5 separate regions of the Mus musculus genome follow, and all the other regions are linked to region 5. The links are chromatin loops, found by intact Hi-C in ENCODE. Cell type or tissue: heart. All regions are shown on one strand. Region 1 overlaps 4930500F04Rik (RIKEN cDNA 4930500F04 gene). Region 2 has its middle 4.6 kb from the start of Gm21221. Region 3 has its middle 8.5 kb from the start of Gm36241. Region 4 overlaps B3glct (beta-3-glucosyltransferase). Region 5 overlaps Rxfp2 (relaxin/insulin-like family peptide receptor 2).

Region 1 (5,000 bases), 160 kb before region 5:
CTGTGGGCTTGGTGATGTTATTCACATTGATATAAATAACTTATGTGTCCTGGTTTCAGACGTTTTAAGCCATGGTTTTAATGGTGGTGCTTCAGGGTTCTGGTGAGGCCCAGCCTGATAGACATGGTATAGTAGAGATATTCACCTCATGGTGCCTGGGAGGCAGAAGAGAGCAAGGGAGGGCTCAGAGACAAGGTGTACCCTTCAAACTGACACCCCAGTCACCCACTTCTTCCATTCAGGTTTGAGATCCTAATAACCTATACTGTATGATAGTGGATTAAGTCATTGATGAAATTAGATTCTTCATGATACAGCCACTTTTCAATAGTGCCACCAGCCAGGTATATAAAGCCTTCTGCATAGGAGCCTCATATTCAAGACACCACAGCTGGTTCATTTGGCAATCCCGTATGTATATTTTTGTTGTTGTAAGCATCTACATTCTGTATTCTGAATTCTTTTTTTCTTTTCTTTCTTTGGGGTAGGGGGTGTTTTGTTTGGTTTTGGTTTGTTGCTTTTTGGGTCTTCCCCCTCCCCCAGACAGGGTTTCTCTGTGTAGCCTTGGCTGTCCTGTAACTCACTCTGTAGACCAGGCTGGCCTCGAACTCAGAGATCCACCCGCCTCTGCCTCCCGAGTGCTGGGATTAAAGGCGTGCGCCACCACTGCCCAGCTGAATGGATCTTCATTCTAGCGGACAGTAAAGGGTGCTACTTATTCTACGTCCTTGACCATGCTCATTTTTAAGTGATAGCTCACGATGGTTTTAATGTGCGTTTTTCTAGCAATTAGTAATCCTGAGCGTTTCCCCATACACCGGTGTACTCATCCCCTTTTGGCTTGATGTGATAAACCACCATGCTCAAGGCGACTTACAGAAGGAAAGGTTTATCGGCTCACTCCAGACAGGTAGGAGTCCATCGTAGTGGGGGAGGCATGGCGGCAAGAGGCAGGAATAGCACCTAGAGCAGGAAGCTGAGTTAAACACTGTTAAGCACCCGTTAGCATAAGTGGGAAGCAGAGAGAACCAGAAATGCAGGAGTCTTTAAACTTCCGGTGACATCATCCCTTCAATAAAACCACACCTCCTAAACACCCCAACCGTGCCACCGACTGAGAACTGTGTGTTCAACTACAAGAGCCAGTGGGGGCCATTCTCACTCGCAGCACCACAACCTATTTAAACAGTGGTATTTGCAGCTCTTTGGAAATGCTTATTCAGCCATCTGTGTGTTCTTAATAGTGTTCTTAATTTTTGTGTCATTGAGTGCTTTAAATACTTTGGGTATTTATTTGCCAGATATACAAAGTGTAATTACAGTCTCCCAACCCTTAGAGCTTATCTTCATTTCGTCAATAGTTTGATACGATCTCACCGCTCATCTTTTGTTTTATTCTCTGACCTTTTGGAGTCACATTAACAAACGCCAGGCCAATGCCATGTGCCTTTCTTCCAGTTTCATAGTTTCTTATCTTACACTGTATCATCTAATTCAGTCTGAACTGATTTTTTGCTGATGTGAACAGAGTCCAATTCCACTCTTCTGCACGAGGACATCCATGTCTTCCAGAATCATTTACTGGAGACTACACTTTCTCTGTTCTGTATTTTTGATATTTGTATTGAAAATCCGTTGCCCGTGTGTTTGTGTCTGGCCTGAAGCACACTTCATTGCCACAAATATGCTTTGCTTCAATTATGAATGTTCTCGTGAATTTCTTCATTTGGGGAAATCTCTCTGTGACTGGAGTACCTTCTTCACTTTCCATCGTCTTTCCTACTGGAAATAATTCTATAATAGTTAGCAAATTAAATGTCTCTCCTACACACCCACCATGATTCCCCAGGTCTAGTGAGATGATGCCTTAGGTAGCACAATGGTACCCCAAAGATGCTTGTGATATAATGTAGGCATGTGACTTTACGTGACAAAGTGACTTTACCTGGCACAGCTACCTGTTCCTTATTCCTGAAGCAGAACACCAGAATCAGGCTAACTTCATAAAGAACAGAAGGTTATTTAGTTTATGGATTTAGAGGTTGAGTTTCCAAAGAGCATGGTACAAGCTTTGCCCAAATCCTATAGTAGAGGATATGCCAAGCCAGAGGGACTGAATGGGGATAGGTACAGCCTTGTAGTTCTAGGCTCTTGAGAAGTAACCACAGTCGCATAATAAGAAATGCTGCATTTCCTTCTGAAGCCATACCCACACTAAGCTGAGGGCCAAGCACTGGGCCCTACCTGATAGAGGCCCCTTCCCTTCTGATTGCCACCACACTGGACATCATGCTTCCAACAAATGCCTAAGTCACAGATAAACCACGACGCACGGCAGGGGAGCCCTTGCAGACCTGAAACATTAATGAGTGAGACTGGGATTTGACTTTGGATTATGCAGATGGTCCTAATGTAGTCTGAGTCTCTACGAGTCCGGACAGTCAAAGTCAGAGAAGACAGTAAGACAATGGAAGCTTCCAGAAGCTGGAAGAGCTAAGAAAGCCTGTTCTTTCCTGGAGCTTCCAAAGGGACACAGCCCCAAGGGCATCTTGAGTCAATCATGTTGGGGGCGGGGTGTCTTCAAAGCAAATATTTCATGGGGTCAGCTGGATCCACAGTGGCAGATGACCAGTAGAGGGATCTGTACTCAGACCTTTATGAATGTGATCCCAGTTTGGGAGCCTCTAAGACAATCCAGTCCCGTGAGTGCAGATGCCACACTGGCCACTAGATGTCAGGCTTTGCCCTCCTCCCTGCTAGCTACCCCCACTCCCATCTTCTCCACCCCTCCCCAACATTTAGAATGGTTGTTTTCTTATGCCTTATCCCAACTAGCCTCACAAGCGCATTGCAGCTTGGGGGGAGCCATTACCTACATTTACAGCTGGGGGAATGGAGACCCTGACACATCTCCGCCACCAGTGACTATGGGGCAATAGTGGGAGGTGACATTCCACTTAGTCAGCCATGCTGGACTGCCTTAATCAAGTTGGCTGCCTTGCATCTAGGATGTCTGCGGATGTTTAACATGTGAACACAGAGGCAAAACACATGGCCCTAAGGACAGAACCAGGAGAAAACTCTAGGTCCTTTTCCAAGAAATCTTACTACAATCTTGTCATTTATCTTTATTTTCAGTCCCATTTTCATGAAAGGGAGTGGGAAATTGTTTTAAAGAGTTAAATATAGCGACTTTTAAATTTCTCAAACAGTATTTAGACGTAAGCAAAGGCTTGGTATTGAACCTGTCGGAAGACACCCGTGTGCAGGGTAACGAGAGCCTGTGATAGAAGAAGACAGATCAGAAAATACAAGGTCCCCTGAGAACTGAGGCCCCGAAGGTCAGTCTGTCCAAAACCAAGGTGTTGTCCTGGTGGTTGGGGAATAGAGTGTGTGTCAAAGGGAGAAAGCCAGGGAAGATGAACAAGAAAACTTCCGGCTTTTTGGCTCCTAAAAATGCACCTGTTATGGACTTTATGTTGTTGATAATTCCCCTAAGATTCTGATTGAACACCTCCACTACTACTAACAAGCAAGCCCTCTCAAGCCAGGCTCATCCCCAAGCCCCTGGCAACTGTGCTCTGCTGGGTAGAATTCTCGCCTACATTATCAACATAAATAGGCATATTAAATTTCTCTCAAGACACTTTATTGAAAAAAATGTTGAAGGTTCTCATGAACAAAAAACAAAAAAATCATAAAACGATAAGCTCAGAGATCTGAAAGCTATTATTTAGCCAAGAAAGGTCTGGATAAAGTTTTCTCTCACCTTGTTCATCTTTTTCCTTGTCAAAATCCAATACGATTAACGCAAATTTTAGGACCGAGAAAATGAGACTCTCCATCTGTGTGTGCGTGTGTGCATGTATATGCTGCTACACACACACACACACACACACACACACACACACACACACACACAGAGCTTGGTACTGAGCACTACTTAAACCTCTGCCGCTCTAATCAGACTGTTAGGAAGGATGAGCCATGGAGACAGGATCAAGTCATCTAGGATGGATGCCCTTTGACGTGCTCAGGATTAGCCTCTGTCACAAAGGAAACTTAAAGACAGTGAGTGCTGGGGTAAGGCTGAAACCACAGCACTACCTGGAGAAGATCAGAACCACAATTCCATTGTAGTAACCCAAACCAAAAAAAGGACCTTTCTCCTCATTAACTCTGTTTCACTGATAGAGTTAGGAAACACATGCATCCTGCTCATTTGGCTTCTAAGGCAAGGCCTGGACAAGGCCCTGTAAGTCTCTTATAATCCTTTAGCATGCATCGCCTCTCTACATCAGAGCCTATGTCTTTAATGGAAGAAGAATGCTTCCTCCTCCGGGAAGCATATAGCTATGTCCCCAGCCCTCAGGACAAACAGCCACGATCAGGGCTTCTGTGCTGTAAGGAGTGGAGGCCATTTAATCAAGATCACCACAGTTATCCGTTCTCTCCAACTTCCTTGTATTCTCAGGTGTTCGCTGTTCAAGTGAGCATACTTGAATAGTCTCATATTTGGCCACTACTATGTTTATTTGGTTAATTATTTGCATCTTGAGGAAGAACATCGAGCCGACTTGTGCTATAAGCGGTGACTGGGGCCTGGACTGCCCTTACTTGGATTTTCCCTTGATACCGAGGGAGGTCAGCCTGTACTTATGTCTGATTTTCTTTTGAGTTATAACACTTAACTGTGAAGATAATGAATTCCCCCAATGAAGTGGGCATTCCACAAAGCTGAGGCCCTATGACCCACCAGCAGTCGTAGTTCAGGAGGTTTGTTGAAAGTGGAATAGGTAGAGGGGTACAGAGAGGCAGCATGTGATCTGTGAGGGGTGACAGATCACTGCCCAGGACCCATCTTCGGAACTGCGTGTGAAGGCCACTGGGGTGATCTCTTCAAGGATGTCTGACTCAGCACCACAACCTGGGCATCCAGAGTCTTCCAGAATGCTCGGCTTGGTGTTACTCCTTCCTACGTTCCTGGGATTGTCCCTTTC
Region 2 (5,000 bases), 210 kb before region 5:
TAGATGGGTTGCCAGGAGGCTCTTTGAACTCTTGGAGCTCTCTTTAGTTAAGCAGTGAATGGCAAGTGCTCTTGCTTTGGGCTTCCTAACTTCTCTCACACCTGTCTCCTCTTCCTCCTTGGGAATTCTTTTGCCATCGACAGTTAGGAAGCTTTCTTTGTGGCTCCTATGACTCAAAAGCCACCACCTTATGACCTACTTTTATGGCTACTTTTGGGACTTTTCAAAGGTCAGAGTGCATCTGCCAAAAAATACAAAATCTGGCTTTTGAGTCGAAGGGTAATGGCTCTCCCTCCCCCAGCAGGCTCTGGCAGGACCCATCCTCGTGGGCGCAGATTCCAAGTCTACATACTGCTCCGTTGCTGTCACCACCAATTACAAATCTACCAAGCCAGTGTGAACTGAATTCAGTGAGAACAAAGTGAGGACAAATGGCATTATTTTCAAATAGTAACCCTGGCTCAAGCTTTCCAGTTCTGGACACACTGGAACCTGGAACCTAGTCTGTCTTTGTTTTGTTTCCTTCTTTTCTTTTCTTTCCTTTCCTTTCCTTTCTTTCCTCTTCTTCTCCCTTCTCTTCTTTCACCTCCTCCTCCTTTTCTTCCTTCTCCTCTTCTTCATCTTCTTTTTTCCAGTCATACTGAACACTGATTTCCCAATCAAATTTAAAAATGTATCACTGCCTCTTGTCTTTTTCTTCTTTCACCAGCTTTTCTTTTTAGAGGTGATATAAATGCCAGAAAGTAGGGGACAACAGCTATTTTCCAGCATTCAAAAAAAAAAAAAAAAAAAAAAAAAAAAAAGAAAAGAAAAGAAAAAGAAAAAAAAAGAAAAAAAAAAGAAAAAAGAAAAAGAAGAAAAAGAAAAAAGGAGAAAGGAGTCTGGAGAGCCGTGTTGCTCACCAGAGACTTTGAGTTGCTCAGTTCTGTCCAAGCTTATGAGTATGACTTGGTCCTTTCAATACTTGCTGTTAAGGCAGCGTGGTAGAGGGGCCATCAGGTATGCAGAGCTGTGACCCACTAGGATTTGGGTCTCTTGGTACCACTGCCCTCTGCAACTTAACCCTCTGAGCAACAGACCCCTTACGTCACCCTTCCTTCCAGAACTCCCAATCTCTCCTTGGGGGATTTGGGAACATTGATCTACTCCTGCAACCCCTACCCAGATCCCACGAGAATTTGGGGGGTGAGGCACATTTATGAGGGTCCTCTTCAGCTTTCCCCTCCTCTGCTCCTTCGTACTTGGGCAGCCACACACTCAATTTTAGGGCAAAAGCACTTAGAAGAGCCAACTCTCAAATTCTGTGACTCCTTCCACCGTCTCTATTAAGCATCTGATTGAAGAGCTATCTTCAGCATTGATCTCCATACAGCATTCTCCTCCTGCCGTTCAGGGTTTGCACAATGTCAGGTGTGCATGTGAGGCACATGAGTGTCTCGGGGCTCACAGATCCCAAAAATATAAAGCTCACTTTATCTTGTGAACTATCCGTTTTAGAGGGTAGTGGAAAAATCTTTAACCAAATCAGGAACTCTTCTCTCCTCTCTTCCGGAGCTCCCCTCCAGTGGGCTCCTGAAGAGCCGTTGAAACCCACTAGTTGCCTACAGCAGCCATCGGTACCGTGTCCACTGAGGCGCCCATTGTTGCCATGGCCCACAGCTGGATATCCCAGGGTGCCTCAGGCATGTGTCTCTGCCCCCCCCCTCCCGCCTGCACAGGGACCTTTCCGTTCCATTGAGTCCAAGGCACACAGCATAAGAACCAGTTTCCAGTTCTGACCCAATCCGAGTCGTGTGGACATTTCTGGGGGTTGCATAAGGATCTTTCTTTCTGGACGCTCCTGTTCTCCATCTATCTAGCTTTCTTTTTCTTCAAGTCTTTTACTTCTTTACAGACTCCTCTGGGAAGTCCCCCACCAACCTCACTGGACGTGGCACATGTAGATCATCTCTCAGTCTTTTCACCAGTCATTCAATCTCACCAGAGAAAGACTTTTGTTATCGGTGTGAGTACAGCAATGGAGCAGGGCACCTGCCTCCTCCAGCTTATCGAAGCATTGAGCTTCAGTGGCTTAATGGTAAGGCTGAGTCAGAACCACATGATCCTAGTCTGAGGAGGACTTGTAAGGATCCAATGAGAGAGCTGGGTTTGGGATCTCATCCTTAGGAATTCACTAATGTGAGGATGCGCTCTGAGGTACCATCCTCTGAGAGAGAACACAGTGGCAGCTGACAGCAGGTGGCAGTAGAGAGCAGCTGACACCCAAGCCCCCTTCCAGACTGATGTCTGGTTTCTGGGAGAGGGAGCTCTGGAGTCTACAAACCTTAAAGAACGTGGTTAAAATGGGTCCCCATCTGTCTTGAGAACTCTCTGCAACATGGCATGGATTTAGAACCCTGATAAGGCTCAGTAAGTACATAAGTAAATAAGATCAAAGAGCTTTGAGAAAGCATGGTTTCTCCCCAGAGCCAGGCTGAGATAGATGTCTGCAGAGGATGGCTACTTTTGCTCAGCTCATCCCTACCTCCTCCACTGCCATCCTTCATTTTGTCTTGGGTGGGTCCACCTCCTGCTGCTGGCCAGCATTCACTGAGTGTACACTTTATGCCAACCACTGCCCAGGAATCTCAAATGAGCTAACCCATTTAATCTTCACAACAACTCTATGAGGTAGACCTAGGTATAAAATCTTCCGCATGCTTATTCTGTGGGATTGGTCCTCGGGGTAAATGGCCCAGGAGGTTTGCCCCTCGTGTCAAGAGCTGGGACATAGCACCACGTAAAATGAGCCTGTGTCATTATCTGTTTCTGTGGCACCTTCAGTGACTCTTCCTGTGAACACTGTGGTCAGAGAGTCTCCCCGACAGCTTATTCCACAGAGACTGGGACTTGGAGAGACATAGCTTCACGTGTTGTTACCAAAGCGTTAAGACAACCATGAATTCATATTGCTCTCTCTTCCTGAGCTCAGCCATGCTCTTCCATGCCCAAAGCATCAACTCCTCTTTCAGAAGCGTCATCATTTTATTGTGATCATTCCATATTATGAGCAGGTTTGCACTTTCACAGGGTTGGCTGGTGGCAACCAGAGATATGGGTAGATTGGTCCCAGGCCTATTGATAAATAGCATCTACTTCTCTGAAGGTTAAAGAAGAAATCTCGGCAAGTGGGCCATATGGGAGAGAGAAAAGAGCTACACCTTCCATTGATAGGTGGAGGCAGGCCTCACTTCTAGGACTTCAGTGTATGCTTTTTGGCAACAAATTCACAGCCCTTGAACACTATTCTGCTCAAGCCTGGCCTTCAAAAACCAAAGGTTATAAATATATACTGGCGCTCTTTCCCTGAGCTAGTAGTTATGCTAGATGCAACGCCAGGGCTAGCAGGACACACGCTGGCATGAAAATCGCACTAAGTGGCCACCTTTGGCTTTCCCCAGGCCTCTCCTCATCCTGCCTGATCCTATGAACTCCCACTAGGATATGACAACCAGGATTCCATTGGAAGCACATTATGGGAACAATACCACAGATTTTTTTTAAAAAAAGAAACATTTAATGAGAATTGTAGGAAAATATATAGTTTTTCCTATGATCCAGTTACTACTGACCCTGTTTCCAGGCCTGTGGGACAATCCTTTTTCCCAGAAGCCTGGAAGATTGCCCGAGAGTACCAGGGTTATGAGCATAAGGGATACTTGGGGTAACAATTCCCATAGTGACCGTGGACTTGGCTCAAGGATAGAGTCATCTATACCATTCATGTTCCTTGTGTCCAGGACCCTAACCCACCACCACCCCGGGCATGACTATGGTCCAGGCTATTTAAGCCCATGTGCACAAACAGAATCAAACTTTCAGAAGAGGAGAAACTGAATCAGATCAGCTGTTAATCTCCAAGGTTCTCAGACTAATTGTCTGCCCAAGTTACTGCTTCTCAGTGACAGATGGACACAGATGAACACAGATAGACACAGGGACTTCAGAGTATTGGCAGATATATCTCATGTGGAGACAGAAAGCCACCCAGGAAGAGGGAACTCTGTATTCATATACTGATGTACCCTTCAACCAAAATAAAGACCACCCAGAGCCCTTGTTACCATTCCAGTTAAAACATATTTTTGACAGTGAACCCAGCAACGCGTTTTCACCCTATCCAACCCTGTAGAAACAGCTAAGTGAACCTGAAATACATTTTGCATGCTTTTATGGTCATGGTTGGCCACCAGTTCTAGCCAGTGCATTCTTTGAAGCATGCCTTCAAGCCAGCCTTAAGGCTATAGTCTCATGAGATGACCTTTCTCGGGATTCATCCCCTGGGAGTTACAAGTGCCTGTAGGCATACCAGTCAGCTGTGAGCTGGCTTCAGAGGGCCCCACCCAGGAGCACTGCTGCAAAGGGCAGGCTTAGGGTCCTTCAAGTCCCTAAGGTCCCAGACCTTAAGTCCTGCCTCTTAAGGCTCCAGGACACAGGGCAGCTGCCTTTGCCTGCTGACACATTTTTTTCCATTTGTGTCCGGGCACCGCATGATCTCCGTCACAGAACTGTTGTAGATTGTCAGTTTAGGACAAGAACTTAACATCCAATGGCCTTTGTCTCAACTTCTACTATACTAAGTCCTTAGACTCGAGGAAGGAGGAAGGGCCTTTCTTTTACACCCTTGTGCTGTCTCATTTTAAAAAAAAACAAAAAAAAAAAAACAACACGTTTAACATTGTAAAACAAACAGGAGTCTGGAGAAAACAGAGCGTTCGAATCCACGGAGTGGAATGCGTTTTTTCCCTTTGTGTGTGTGTCTGTGTGTTGTGTATAACTGCTGAGGTCAAAGAAAGGACGTTAATAAGACCCAAGGAAGGAACTACTTGAGCGTTCTACCAATCTCCCATCCTCCCTTTCCACCCCTCCCCCTTCCCTGCCTGACAAGAGGTCTTGTGATAACAGGGCTTGCCTTTCTTCCACACAGCTTGTAAATGATCTGGCGTGGACCCTTTAAAGGA
Region 3 (5,000 bases), 100 kb before region 5:
AAATATTTTTATTAGTGGATTTACTTCGGTGTTGTTTTGTGTCTGGCATTAGTTACCTGTTCTGAAACATGCCAAATAGTAAGATTATAGCAGTTAACTTGACTGTACTCTAAGGTTTTCTGGACTGACTTCTGGTGTTGTCATTTTAAGTATGACTATGGCCTTATCTCCTATTTACTTTCCCAAGTGAGAAAGTGCCAGAGACAGAGACATGCAGCCCTCCCCTAGGAGTGGCTATGTGTAGCAGTGCCTATGTGCAGTGTCTGCCCCTATTTAGTTAAGTAGATAGGGATCAAAAGAAATACAAGTATCAAAAGAGATATAATCTATCAAAAGAGATACAATATATCAAAAGAGACTTGTCAAAGGAGATGTGGTGTGTCAAAAGAGATACAATGTATCAAAATAGATACAGTGTGTCAAGAGAGGTATGGTGCATCAAAAGAAATGCAATGGATCAAAAGAGATACAGTGTGTCAAAGGAGATATGTTGTATCAAAAGAGATACAGTGTATCCAATGAGACACAATGGGCATGGTATTTTGGAACTTCTGGGTCTAGTTATGCCTGACTTAATAGTTTCTGTTGATAGTTCTTCCAAGTGTTTATTCTAGAGGAAGCCAAGGCAATGATGTAAGAACACACAAGCAACCCCATCATGATAAGAAATGGGCACTTCCTGTTACTAGCTGGCTCTAGCTGGCTGAGAATGTGAGCCTGCCTCTTTGGAAGCCAACTGTTCTGGCCCAGTCTAGTTCAGACAACTGGATCCCAGGACACTGACTTTACTGTACCCCCTGAACTACCCTGAGGAAGAACACCCAGCTAAGTCACTCCAGGTTCCTTGGTCCACAAAAATACTCTGTAAATTAGTGAATGCCTGTTGTTTCAAACTGCTCATTTGGGGTAAGACGATTTGCTATACAGAAGTTGACTTCAAAGAATCCATTGCAGTTGTTGGGTTGGAGATGTAACTCCTAGGTTACCCAGGACCCTCTGTTCAATCTCTAGCATCACTAGATAAATAGGTAAATAAACTTGTTTGAATGATTGAGGCAACCATCACATTGAACGTGATACTTAGGAGAGGCCTAACTTTTTCTCCATTGAGGATCATATGTCTCGCAAGCTGGTCTTAAACTAGAGACTCAAGTTCAAATAAGTCCCTCAGCATCCCAAATAGCTGGGCTTGCAACTGTATGAAACTGTTCCAAACAGATTAGATTATTATTTTAATAAAATTTGTGATTTTTTTTTTTGGGCCAGGCATGGTGGCACATTTCTCTAATCCCAGCACTCTGGGGGCAAAGATCTCTGTGAGTTCAAAGCCAGCCTGCTCTATATAGAGAGTTGTGGGCCAGCCTAGTCTACATGGAATTCTAGGCTAGCCAGGGATACATAGTGATAACTTGTGTCAAAAAGAAATAAAACCAAACTCCTTGATTTTGTAGTCTAGCCCTCTTTTTTTATTTTGTGTATGACAGTCACCAAGATTGACATGTGCCTTTCCCTTTCTAAAATAAGACTATAGTTAAAAATAAGACTATAGATAATTCTTTCCTGAAATTATATGTTTTGCCTTATACTTAGAAATTAAAAAGAATCATATATCTCTTAGAAGCTAAAGGAACTTTTATCATGAGACATTCTAAGCCAGGGCCTTTAGGTTGAGCCTTCTTTGATAATTTTCTTTTTTTTTTTTTCTTTCTTTTTTTTTTTATTACGTATTTTTCTCAATTACATTTCCAATGCTATCCCAAAAGTCCCCACACCCTCCCCCCCTCCCCTACCCACCCATTCCCATTTTTTGGCCCTGGCGTTCCCCTGTACTGGGGCATATAAAGTTTGCCTGACCAATGGGTCTCTCTTTCCAGTGATGGCCGACTAGGCCATCTTTTGATACATATGCCTTTGATAATTTTCTTAAGTCTCTCCACAGCTACTGTTCTAACCTGATTTTCTACTTGAATTAACTTTTCAGGTCAACTAAACCTTATAATCAATTAGGAAGTGTTTATGAAATTGTCATGTATGTTATTAACCTATATTTTTCCTCTCTTGTGAACTTTATAGTTTCCACAAAACTGATTGAAATAAGATGAATTTTCAGAATTAAGTATGCAGGGAGAGTGATGGCTATTTATTTTAGATAATATTGTGTGTGTGTATGGGGGGGGGCACGGGTGTGCTTGTGACCCCCATCCCACCCCTCCCACCCCTCCCACCCCTCCAATGACTGCAGTATCCAAGGTGACCAATAGAGGGCACCAGATCCCCTGTGTCTGGAATTACAGTTCTGAGCCACCATTGTGGGTTCTAGGAAATGTTCCTTTAAGAAAGCAGCAAGTACTCTTAACCACTAAGCCAAGCTCTCCAGCCATTGCGGGGTGACCATTCCTGATGCACGTTCCATAGTGAGACCTAGTCTGGAAGAATGGCTTGGCTACTCTCCCCAAGTGATGATATAGTCAATATAGGACAGAAAGACCCTCAGGAATCTGATCAGTGGAATACTAGGAAAACCTTGAAGATAAGTTATTAAAGAAACACACTCGAGCATTTTCCTTATCATTCCCCAAAGAAATAATGCCTTGTTATTGATGGTTAAAGGCCATTGTGTGGAAACGTCGAGGCCCTGACAGAGGTTCCAGGCATGATAGTTGTCATGCTTACAAACATGAGGAAACAAAGTAAAAGGAATGCTGAATGCATTAACAGGCAATTAGCAAGTATTTCCATTGTATGAGCCTTCTCCCTATTCCTTATCCAGGGGAGAATACATTCTAAGAACCATATGAAGACAAGAAACCACCGATAGTACCAAATGCTCAAGTTGTTATATGTTCCCTATATGTGCATGCTGTGTTAAAATTTTAATTTATAAGTTAGGCACAGTGGAAAAGTAATGATGGCCAATAATGGAATATGCACGGCAAGGCACTGTACCAGAAATAATGAGGAGGTGATCTCTCATGTATGTATTCTATATCATCTATATCTATGGAGGTGTTCTCTCATGTATGTATATATCTATATCTACATCTATATCATCTATATCTATATCTATGTCATCTGTATCTAATCTATATCTAATCTATATTTAATCTACATCATCTACATCTAATCTATATCATATCTATCTATCTGTCTGTCTGTCTAGTTTTCACCATCTCTTTCTTTTTTAAGCCCACCCTTCCCGTGATTGTATGAATTTATACAATGTTTGTGTGCTAAGATGACTAATGTGAAAGACACACACATGGTGATGTTAGGTGGCTGTTTACAGGTTATGTGGTCATGAGTACCATGAAAGAGCAATGGTCTGAGAACAGAGGTGACTACCAAGTGATTAACACAGGGGAACATATAGAGTGTGGATGTGCGGATGTACTGGGTAGAGGGGCCATTCATATTTTAGGTGGGATAAGGTAGGATTGTGCAAGATTTTCATCACACCACGTGGAATACCATGCAGTTTACAACTTACGAATCATTTGCCTCTAGAGTTTTCTGTTTGGTATTTTAGGGTTGTCCCATGAGTAAATGAAACTGCAGAAAGCAAAGGTATGGATAAAAGGTGATTACTGTTTCCCTCTATTGCAATGTGATGTTGCTTTCCCACCCCGGTCCTATTAGGATTCTACTCTCAGCTCATGCTTGCCACAGTTTCTATCCCCGCTCATTATTCTCTCTGACATCTCAGCCGACATGAAATAAAGCCCTCCCTTGGCCTACAACGTTTAGACCTATTCTTTATGGCACAGCTTGAACCGACTGAAGTCTGTTGCTTGCTCAGCACTTGCAGCCATATCCAGAGAGGTTTATGACAGTCCGTCCAAGTTTCCCCTCTCTTATGACATCTCTTAAAAATTCTATCTAAGGAGGGGTTCCGTTTAGACATGCATTCTGACCCCACAGACTTGTCATTAATCAGCACTTGGCAAGGCCTTGGCTTAGCTGCTCCTCTTCACCCCGACATCTGAAATTCCACATGCACTTCCTGGTGGACCACACACTGCAGAGACTGCCCCCCAACCCTGCAGGGCCTTCTCAATCATGTCCTGGGACAGCTCCTTCCCCTACCCAAATAGAAAAGTCAAGAGAGACCATTACCTTCCTCGTCAACTACAACCAGCTTACTGGCTGGGGTTACTGATGGATGTGTCATGGCTTTCCAGTGAGGTCAGAGCTCCAGAGCTCCAGATCCTGAACTTTAACATAACTAGGGGTTATGTCTTTAAACTCTCTCTCTCTCTCTCTCTCTCTCTCTCTCTCTCTCTGTCTCTCTCTGTCTCTCTCTCTCTCTCTCCCCTCTCTCTCCCCTCTCTCCCTCCCTCCCTTTTCCCCTTTCTCTCCCTTCTCTCTCTCTGTCTCTTTCTTCTGTCTGTCTGTCTGTCTGTCTGTCTATCTGTCTGTCTGTCTTGTTTACTGTTATTGTTGTTGACATACTCCATTTCTGCTCACTGCTGCAGAGGAAGTACACTAACTTCTCCTTTGCAGAGTGTTCTCCTAAGCCCATGAGCCACGGGGCTCCTCCTTGCAACCCCCAGGACCATCAAACAGTTGCTACCTCTTACCATTCTACATCAATGGATGGTTTAAAACTATATCAGCAGGGCTGGAGAGATGGCTCAGTGGTCAAGAGCACTGACTACTCTTCCAAAGTCCCTGAGTTCAATTCCCAGAAACCACATGGTAGCTCACAACCATCTATTATGGGATCTGATGCCCACTTCTGGTGTATCTGAAGGCAGATATAGTGTATTCGTATACATAAAAAAAAAAAAATCAGCAGTGCAGGGGGGCGGGGTCTCATCATCAGAAGTTAAATGATAAATAAAAACGTAAGCCTCTTCCATCTAGTACCGACTTTCAAAGTTGACTCTTGGGATTGGATACCTGGCAGGGTTCAGGGCCTCTCTGTTCCCTCCTTGCCCTGAAACTATCAGCTTAGCCAGCATGGTTCTTAAGGAGCTGTCCCTTCTTGAAGAGGCTTCCCC
Region 4 (5,000 bases), 310 kb before region 5:
GAGGGTGGCTCAAGGCTCCCACAGACCCAGCAGTTGTGATCAGGAATGGAGACTGTGTGCCCCTTCACGTCTCTGGTAATTTAGCTCTGTTTCTGGGAATTGAGCATTAGCATCCTGCACAGGAGATACATGTGTGTTCTCTCACTGAGCTCAGAGAGAGAGAGAGAGAGAGAGAGAGAGAGAGAGAGAGAGAGAGAGAGAGAGAGAGAGAGAGAAGACCCAGCAGAACAGTGGTGACCTTCCACCATTCCTCTGTGTGTGTACGTGTATATATGTATATATATATGTGTGTATGTGAATACATGCATGTGTATATATGTGTGTGCATATACGTGTGCATATACATGTTTGTGTATATATAGGTGTCTATATATGTGTATGTATATGTATGTGTATATATGTATGAATATTTGTGTGTATATATGTGTGTATGTGTTTGTTTGTATACATTCATGTGTATATGTGTATGTATGTACAGGTGTCTGTATATATGTGTGTATCTGTGTTTATGTGTGTGCCTGAGTGTACATTTGGGCCTGTGCGTGTGTTTGGCCAGAGGGTAACCTTGGTGTAGTTCCTGGGCAGTCTGTCCTCCTCTTCCTTTCTTCCATTCCTCCTTCCCACCCTCTCTTCCTCTCTTTCCTCTCTCCCTCCTTTCTTTCCTTCTTTTGTGACAGGATCTCTCAGGGGCCTGGAGGTCATTCAGTAGCCCAAGAAGGCTAATCTGACTGGCCACTGGGCCTCAGGATGCCCCCGTTCCTAGTCTTCCTCTTAGTACCGGGGCTTCAGATACATTCTGCCATGGCAGTTTTTACTTGGGTGCTGGGGATCTGAAGTCAGGTCCTCCTGCTTGAATGATGAGCACTTTCATACTTGATGCCCCCTTGTGGCCCCTGAGGGTAACTGCATGAGTGTGTGCACATACCCGTTTATGTGCACACAGTGATGGTATAGGGGTGAGAGAATGCTGCCTTCCAAGTCCCGGGGTTATGGGCAGGTGTCACCATACTTGGGCTCTCTGTACCAACTTGACCTATGGTTGTAAGCCACTCCTTCCTGCTCCTACTTCTGTATCATGTTCAAACCTGTTGTACCTTGTACAAACCTGTTGTATTTGCTTTGTTCTGTGTTATTGATCGTTACCCATTTATTTTTCTCCTCCACAGATGTTGAAGGCAGAGAACAGGTTGAATTCCATTAATTTCTGATCACTCAGAACCAAGCTGTGTTTGTGTGACTTACCCTGAGTCCCCCAAATTCACTACTTTTTCTGAATGGCTTTCTTTTCTGTTGTAAAAGAGGTTTCTTTTATTTTAAAAGTAAGTGACAGAAAAGATTATTTAATTTTATGTGTATGAACATTTTTGTCTGCATGTATGTCTGTACCACATGCACACAGTCCAGAGGCCAGAAGAGGGTGTCAGATCCCCTGAAACTGGAGTTACAGATGGTTGAGAGCCCTCATGTAGGTGCTGGGAACTGAACCCCGCTCTTCTGCAAGAGGAGCCAGCGCTCTTAATTGCTGAGCCATCTCTCTAGCCCACAAATGAATATCTCAAGGACACAGTTCAGTCACATCAGGTATATTCTCGTATATCTCCAGAGCTTGTTTATTTAATAAAACTAATACTGTGAGCCTCTAAACAACTCCCTGCTCTCCTTTTCTGTAGCCCCAAGTGACCTCCATTTAACTTCCAGTCTCTGTGTGCGACTGCTATGAATGGCCTAGAGGGAGACGATTCTTAGAGTAATTGTCATTTTCCGACTGGCTTGTTTTACTTACCTACGTTTTAAAAGTTCCTTTGTTCAAAAAGAATAGCCAGGAGCCAGGGAGTTGGCTCAGAGGCTAAGAGCACTGGCTGCTCTTCCAGAGGACCTGGGTTTGGTTCCTAGGATCTACATAGAGACTCATAACTGTCTCTAACTCCATTCCTAGTGGATTTAACACCTACTTCTGGCCTCCGTGGGCACGCATATCTATGAATCACACACATGCAGTCATGTATGTAATTCATAGATACACAGGCAGGCAGAAAACACATACACATTAAAAATAAAATGATACCAAACTAAAACCCATAGCTATCAGCGTTTTTGTTCAGGCTAGTGACATTAGTCTAGTGTAATAAACTTTATCATCATCTGTAGACGTCGTATCCCTGGAGTTCTGACTGGCATTCCACCACGGCCTCTTCATGGCAGCCCTTGTCCCTGTGTTTATCTGTCCCATGCTCACACACTAGAGTGAGGCAGGGCTCACCTTTACTTTTCTTGTGTCCCTGACCCCCTAGTACCTGGATGGAATGCCAAATACAATATTAGAGACTGTGTGTTCATCGATGTACCATCTCAGCATTTCACATTTAGAAGTGGCTCCTTTTGTCCGAAGCGTTTGGCTCCTTTAGCCCTTTTGCTTCTCTTTAGTTCTAAAGTTTATATTTAATTTTTGTGTGTGTTGTTGTTTCATTTACATCCTCAGTGGCTTAGGAGCCCGCTGACCACTAGGTGGCGATATTGGTTTTACATTTAAAGAGGTGTAGTTAAGTAAGTTCCCCGGGGCCCCCAGAATTTAATTTCTGTGATAGTAAATAGAATCTAAAGTGATAAAGAGACACCCCTCTTCTGACTATAAGATCAACTGTTACTGTTACCCTGACATTTCTTCCCCGCTGGGGCTCAGCTGTGAATGCTGTAGTAGGGAGGGCAGATCTGTAATGCTCAGACTTAATTTGCTGAGGAGCGCTGGAGTGTGGTGTATGCCTCAGGCTGGTTCAAACGTGGATTAACAAGGCTTTGTCAATCAAAAGATTGCAGAATTTGCAGCTATGCTTGGTACTGGATCTTTTCCTCTTTATGTAGCATTTTATCTCTCATACGGGATTAAAACTTTGGTTTAATTCCGTGAATGGCACTTCAGAGATTTAAAAATAGTTGACAGCTAGCATCGGGTCTGTAGACAGTTCTCTAGGGGCGGGGCAGGGACGAGATACTTTGCCTTGGGACTCCATGAGCACTTAGAGAAGGCCATCTTGTGAGATTTAATAGCTGAGTTGTACCAACCAAGCAAGGAAACCTCGCCTTGTGGAGCAGGGACGCTCCCTCGTTGGAATCAAACTGTTTCAAGGAACTGACATCCTTTTGGGACCGCGTTGGCAGCTCAGCCTGCCTCGGAGCTGTGATAGCGGAAGAGGGAAAAGCTGTCAGTCTCGCTGGAGCTGTGGTGGGCGCTTGCAAGGACCACAGATAAGGGGCCCTCGGTGCGTCTGTCTGTAGATTCGCCTTCTGAGAGCGTTCCTAAAAGTTGCCCCGTGAGGGGCGACCAGCAGTTAGCATTTATCATTTGAATATTTATCTGATAGCTGGAAATATCTGTGCCTCCCACAGTAGCAGATTCCCAGAAACTGCTGTTTATTTATTCATTACCCCTGTCAGGTTGCACGCTTCTCTGAAGCCTGCCCCCCCTCCCCCCAAAAAAAATCAAGGCACAAAAAATGGAAGCGGTTCTGTGATTAGCAGCTCCTTCTAGCTGCTCTTGGCGGCGTTACCTGGGCCTGTTTTGCCTCAAGGTGCTGAAACTGTGTCTTATTAAAAGCACAAACATTTTTTCCCCCCATTTTTTCAGATGGAATAAGAAACAGGCACCTGTGCCAGCTCTATGTGAAATTTAGTAGTGTGCTCCGAGTGGCAGCAGGAGGAGGGAAACCATTTTTCTTGTGTTCTAGAACATTCCCGCTTGTAATGGAGTTTGACATGCAGGCCAATAGTCACTTTGAAATTTCTAATTTTTAAGCATCATTTTCTTTTTCTAATCAGTGAATTATCAGGTTTTCCCAAGTGTTATTTTATACGCTGGCTGCTGCTGTGGCTTGCCCTGGTGTGAAGGGTCACGGAGGAACCTAGAAAAGGGATATTCTGGCTCTTTTAATTACTTAAAGGCAGATGGTAACTGTTGGATACTGTGCGTGACAGTCATTAGGTGGGGACTGGAAGTATAGGGCATACACATTACTGTACCCACGCAGTCGGAGTCTGTAGACAACCCACAGGCTTGTGAAAACCACAATGTCCATGTACCGCCATTTAAGAAGCACCACCCTGTGTGGTATTGCTCCTGGTATTGTACCAGTTTTGCCTGTGAGGCTGGAGATGCGGGAGGGCTGAGACTTTTGAGAAATTAGGTCACAAAGAGAGGGAAAAATCACCTGGAGGATATGTATTTAGAACAGAGTTCTGGAAGGCAAGAATGGAAATTTTCAGAAAGGTATATTTTGGGATGCCTGGTGGGGTCTGGAAGTCGAACAGTCGTCCTTGTGGGATACAGCAAGCACGTGTGCTGGGGGCCAACTAGGACCTAGCCTTTTAGGTTAGGCTGGAGGGCGAGGAATGTTGGGGCGACGGGTACCACGGCTGATGAAATATGAGGTCCCTGACTTTGAGGGACATGGAAGAAGGCAGATTTTGAAGGAATACCATTTCTCCTATAGCTTGCTTGCCTGCCTGCTTTCTCTGTCTGTCTGCCTGCCTCTCTGTCTCTGTCTCTCTGTCTCTTGCTCTCTTTAAAGAGGGGCGCAGATGCGCAGGCGCGGGCATAGGCGAGGAGTTAAGCGAAGGACCGCACAGAAGCGTTTGTGCGGGCAGCTTTTCTAGTCAATCAGGCACCTGAGTTGATTTCTTTTTAAATGCCTGTTAGGTCCATAGCATCTGGCTGCCAATTATGGCTTGACTTTTGTTTTTTAAACCTGGCACAATTCCTACTCAAAGGGATTACTCGTGTGAGTCCTTTTCTTGTTTGTTACAGCTATGTTGGGATACAAAGGAAGGTTGTTATCCGAGTCCTCTTTTTTTTTTAACCTTCCGGAATGTGGAATCCAGTTACAGCTGTCCTGCCTAAAGTGATGGAAACCCGAGGGGTTTCACTGTAAGATGAAGTTGAAAGAACAAAAGAAAAGGAGACAGAACGCCCCATGACATCATGCTTAGTGTGTTCCAGTCAAGCAAGG
Region 5 (5,000 bases):
TTGTATTTTCTAAATCAGTGTTGACATATCAATTCGAGCAGGGGCAAGTGCTTCTGAGAGCAAGGGAGGATATTCATAAACTAAAAGATGCGTTTGTATAAACTCAACCTGTTTGAATATGCTCATAAAATGAGTGTAATTGATTGTTAGTGGTTATGGGGTTTGGAGTTTGGGTTTTTTTGGTATATTTGTTTGTTTTTGTTAATCTAAACTGGGGACTGCAAACCACAAGCAAATCCAAAAATGTCTGAGTTCACCTATATAAAAGTTATTAAAATATAAAAACATATACTCGATATAACTTTCTTACCTACTCTGAGATTTAGAAAGTTGGTGTGAAGTTCTCACTTCCCACCCAGTGACTTTCATGTGTTTAGGGCTACAAACAACTAAAGTAAAAACCTAATTTTGCCACAAGTTTATACACTTCCTATTGCTGTCCAGGGCACAGGAGCTCATTATTACTTTGGTTCAAAATGAGTTCATAGCTTTTCTTTCAAACTTTTCAGAATAAATATTGGAATTTGAAACTATCATTAGCCTCTTTTAAAAAATCAATTTAATTAAATAAGATACAAGTGAGCAGTTTTCATCTTTAAGCAAAACGCGCCGCTTAGGACAATCAAATGTAACTTCCGAGCATAAAATACAGTATTTAAGGACAACTACCAAAAGATTTTTAAATGTTTAAAATTTTATTTTGAACTTGTAACAACACTAAAACTTTGTTCCACATCGTTCATCAAAGGCCTTATCCACCCCCCATGTACCCAGAGCAGTTTCAATTTTGCATTCTAACCTCTCCTGCATGCAAATCTATTCTCTAAAAAGAAACAATAAATTCTTCTCTCAGGAAACCACAGCTTTAGAAACAGGGGTCTGATTTGATTTAAGATCTAAAAGCAGAAGCCTGTGTTCTGTCTTTAGTCATAATATTCAATTTTGGAGGATGGCTAAGAATGAGTGATTGAAAGAGTCCTTGGAATCTTTAACCGGTGCTCCAAACTCTAACCACCGCTCACCAAATTACCCATTCTGTGCACTTGAGTAGGCTTGCGCTGGCCTTTCTGACCCCCCAATCACTTCGAAGCGACTGCGTATGGTTTTGCTGTAGTGCACTGGGCTCTGAAAAGTGGGAGAGAAAGGGAGAAGAAAAAGATCATTTTGGATCTTTCTAAATGCCTGACTTCAGATTTATATCTTGGACCTAAAAATAGTTCAGTCCTCTGCTCCGTTTTATTTTTTGAAGTTTGTGTTACTTTCCCTCATTTTAAACCTTTCTATTTACAGTAACTCACTATAGAAGTGCAACGTGTCGTCCTGACATCTTATGAAATTGTAATTATTTGTTTAGTGATTGCCAGAGATTTTGCGTTTCCTCATACAATTCTTGACAGTTAAAATAGTAAGGCTCTCTGTCACGACCAAACAAAGGCCATTATTAATTTTTTTTTTCCCCTCAGAGTAAAACTTGCTTTCAGAAGTTAAGTCTGAGTGGTTGGTCATTTTTTTTAGGGCAGTATAAGTAAGCCACATGATTGACTGTTTTCTCTTTGGGCCACGGTCACTCAAGTGCTTAAGAAGTAAGTGACATTTACTGTCTTAATGCATTAGCCAACAGCTCCAACCTTCACAACCTAACTAACGCCACTTCATGAGTTTTGCTAACCGGCCCCAAACCACCCTAAAAAGACTTTTAATGAATGGATAGGGGCAGTGTTAACTCAAAACAGTTAAACTCAAACAGTGTGCTTAGGCAGAAAATTAAAGTCTCAAGTATGGAGAATCCTGCTTGATAACTTCCACCGGTTATAGCCTCAAGTCATTTGCTGCTCCTTAATAAATGTGATCCTTCTTCGAAGCAGAGCCCTGGCTCCATTCTGCAGTCAGCAGTGTTTGAGGTCCCCCTAGTGGCCAAATTGCGCCTAGGCCTTAAGGGGGTGCTTTCCAAACCATGGGTCATTTAACTGCATCGCTAGGACTACAGAAACGCTTCTCCAACTACATTTTAATTTCACACAATTGCATCCATGCTGTGCCCAGCTGTGAAAATCAACTGTACTTCAACCCAATCCTCTTGAAAATCTTTCTCGCCAGTAATGGAAAAAATAAGTTTGCTCGCTTGAGGCAAAAACAGAGCCTGCTTGGGGTGAGCGAGCTGGGACCCCAAAGTCACTGCATCCTCAGGTGTGTAACCTCCAGAGGCGTAGCTCTGCACATTCTGCTGCAGGTGCATGTGAAGAGGCACAGGCAACTGCAGGAAAGACTTTCAGAATACCTTCCACTTGAACCCAAGACACAAAACTGGGACGCTAATAATGAAAAGCTGCGTGCTTTTTAAATCTTAAAAAAAAAAAAATTGCAGTCTCAAATAAAATTCAGCTAGTAACAAATTATCTGGGGTAAGGTAGTTATGCAATCATAAACTCACGGAGCTTTTAGAACGAGTCAGCGTCCCCAAACTCCATCTTTTACTTATTCAGTAAATGTGTAACTTGCTAATTAAGCAGAATCAATGTGTTTGTTTTACAAGGGAAACACTAATGAAGGTATGAGGGGGGCGGGGAAATTGCGTGGAAACAATTCTTTTTTTTCCCCCGTGTGCTTAATTTACAGTACGTTAATTTCTTGTGGCTATACTTCCAGAGGAGAAAGAGACCTAGAAGTGTTCTGAATATACAAAATGCCCTCCAAAAACAATTAATTTAGCATTCACATGATAAAGAGCCTTTTGAAAGGTTAACACTAGAAAGAAATTGCACTAGCCAGGTTGTGAAGCAAAGGGCCGTTCCAATGTGTTCAGTGACAAGGGACAGAATCCCAGCCTTCCTTTCTTCCCTGTCCTCCTGCCCACCAGTCACAATTTGGCCCCTTGCCTCTGTTCCTGGTGACACCTCCTGCTCCCTTCTCTCCGACTCCTAAGTAGGAGGCTTGTCTGGTTTTGTTGTGGTTTTTTGTTTGTTTGTTTTTTGCTTTCATTTTGATTTCACCTTTCTAATTGGCTTGTAAAAATTGTATGGGGACCATGTGATGTATCTGTATGTGCCCACGATGCGATGTTCAAATCATCAGAATCAACAAATACTTTGGTACATTTTTCTTTTCTTCACAAGCAAGTCCTTTAATACCCTTTTTGTCAGCCTTAGTTTTACGTCTGACATGTGTTGATTGTTCCCATCAATAGGGGTCGGTGTGAGGAGTCCGTGGAGTACCAGTCAAAGCAAGGATCATTTGAATTTCCCTGCCCTTCACGTCTCCTCACGCTTGGTGTGTGTGTTCGCGCCTATCTTCCAGGCGCAAAGACAAACATAATACACATGCTCTAATGTAGAAGTTGTGAGAATTTACTTGAAGGTGGAATAATTGTTGCTAGAGGCTGACGAGAATCCGGGAAGGGAGGAGATTGATAGAAATCGCCAGAACAGAAGGGGCACATTCTGCTGTCTTACAGCACAGTGGCCTGACCACAGTTGGCGTGGCCTGGTAGGCATTCGATGACGTCACTGCTGCATAGGTTCACTTCCGGTGAGATCCTCTTTGCGCATCTCCCTTGTCCCACCACGTCTACATTCTAGCCGAGTTCTCTGTTGTCTTCCTGGTCTCCTTGCTCTGAAATCTTCCCGGGTTTCCACGTCTGTGCTTTCCAGCCCTCTTGTTACGTCACAGTCTCGGCTCTCTGTCGATCCTGCCACAGAGCCCTGAGTCGCCCTAAGTCGCCGGGCTGCTCCATCAACGTTGTCCACATCTGCGGCTGCATTCCCACTTGGGGATCCATTTATCTTTCAGCAAGACCCTTCTTTAAATAGTCCTCTCACCACCTGGTGTCTTTGCTGGGCTTTGCTTCCTTCCCCCCCACCCCTACCCACCAACTCCCAACCTCTAAAGGCTTCCTGTAGCTTTCTATTTCCTATTAACTCAATTTCCTTTCTGGAGGGGTGGCTGTCCTCTCAACTCCAGGCCTAGTCAACGGTCATCAGTGAGATTATGTGAGCTAAGATTTGGGAGAAGGGGGGAGGGCACAAAACTGAAACCGAACCAAATAATCATTATATCTTCAATCTTAATATGTCAGCGCCAGCATGCTTTCTTCTTAAGGTGTGTAGTGATTTGTCCCAATTCTGAAATATAGGAACCTCTGGAAACGAAGTTTGAACAAATTTGTCTACAAGTTTAGTCTAAATCAGGGACAATTCAGACTCCTTCTTTAAACATGTATTTTTTTTTTTAATGCATTACTTTGTTTTATAGAACACTAATTCACCTACTGGGATTTTTTTTTCTTTATTCAGCAGGAAAGGGTATGCAATTGTGAACTTTCCAAAATTAGTAAAAATATGGACATAAATATGTACGTATGTACATTGGAGCTGGAGAGATGGTTCTGGTTGAGAGCACTGGCTGCTCTTGCAGAGGACCTGGGTTCAGTTCCCAACACCCACACGGTGGCTCACAACCATCTGTAACTCCAGTTCTAGAGGGAATCTGATGCCCTCTTCTGGCATCTTTGGGTACTACATGTTTTACCTGAATGTGGCATAGTGCCGTGGTGGAGGTCAGAAAAGGGAATGAGAACCCCTGGAAACCGGAGTTACAGTCTCATGCAGGTGCTGGGAATCGAACTCTCATCATCTGGAAGAGGAGTCAGTGCTCTTTACCACGGACCCACCTCCCAAGCCTCTATTCATGGAGGTTTTGAAGGATTTGGATTTTAAACTACTTCTTAAAGCTGTCTTATTCCCTACTTCTCCAAATATAAATTCTCCCTGTGCTTGGCCCTAAACTTGTTTGTGAGGTTGGAGAAAATGTCATCCCGTTTTTGACCCACTACAAGTGGACTCATGGGTGTATCCACATAGGCAGACTGACCCCCAGCTCATTCTAATAGTTCAGACGTTTTGTCTTGTGGATGATCCAGCTCCACCCCCCTGTTCTGCTTACAGAGTCTCCATTGCTTTCCTGCTGGCTATGAGCAAAGGGTTTTATTGAGATCACCCCTTTGG

What was found. Hi-C counts contacts between places; a loop is a spot of excess contacts. Peaks named below come from ENCODE experiments on the same cell type or tissue, not always from the same donor. Only the 100,000 strongest peaks of a DNase experiment are listed, where the experiment ranks them.
Region 1: a loop joins it to region 5, with 5 times the contacts of the local background. A loop is called at or near these places in 21 of 42 quality-filtered maps.
Region 2: it touches region 5 in a loop (14-fold over the local background); 8 of 42 quality-filtered maps call a loop at or near these places.
Region 3: it touches region 5 in a loop (2.1-fold over the local background); 6 of 42 quality-filtered maps call a loop at or near these places.
Region 4: a loop joins it to region 5, with 4 times the contacts of the local background. A loop is called at or near these places in 13 of 42 quality-filtered maps.

Annotation. Positions count from the first base shown.
Region 1 is chr5:149,858,917-149,863,916 of GRCm38, forward strand. The region is part of intron 3 of 4930500F04Rik (RIKEN cDNA 4930500F04 gene); the gene reads left to right. Among named protein-coding and RNA genes, the nearest start is that of 4930500F04Rik, 14 kb to the left of the region's middle. In heart, a CTCF peak has its summit at 2,719 (motif pointing right); a DNase peak (open chromatin) is centred at 2,815.
Region 2 is chr5:149,813,863-149,818,862 of GRCm38, forward strand. No RefSeq gene overlaps it. Among named protein-coding and RNA genes, the nearest start is that of Gm21221, 4.6 kb to the left of the region's middle. In heart, a CTCF peak has its summit at 2,236 (motif pointing right); no DNase peak of the experiment used is centred here; H3K27me3 peaks cover 551 bases.
Region 3 is chr5:149,915,304-149,920,303 of GRCm38, forward strand. No RefSeq gene overlaps it. Among named protein-coding and RNA genes, the nearest start is that of Gm36241, 8.5 kb to the left of the region's middle. In heart, a CTCF peak has its summit at 2,252 (motif pointing right); no DNase peak of the experiment used is centred here.
Region 4 is chr5:149,710,857-149,715,856 of GRCm38, forward strand. The region is part of intron 4 of B3glct (beta-3-glucosyltransferase); the gene reads left to right. Among named protein-coding and RNA genes, the nearest start is that of B3glct, 35 kb to the left of the region's middle. In heart, CTCF peaks have their summits at 886 (motif pointing left) and 2,506 (motif pointing right); no DNase peak of the experiment used is centred here; H3K4me3 peaks cover 939 bases.
Region 5 is chr5:150,019,149-150,024,148 of GRCm38, forward strand. All of the region lies in intron 1 of Rxfp2 (relaxin/insulin-like family peptide receptor 2), which reads left to right. Among named protein-coding and RNA genes, the nearest start is that of Rxfp2, 3.0 kb to the left of the region's middle. In heart, CTCF peaks have their summits at 1,917 (motif pointing left) and 4,499 (motif pointing left); a DNase peak (open chromatin) is centred at 1,913.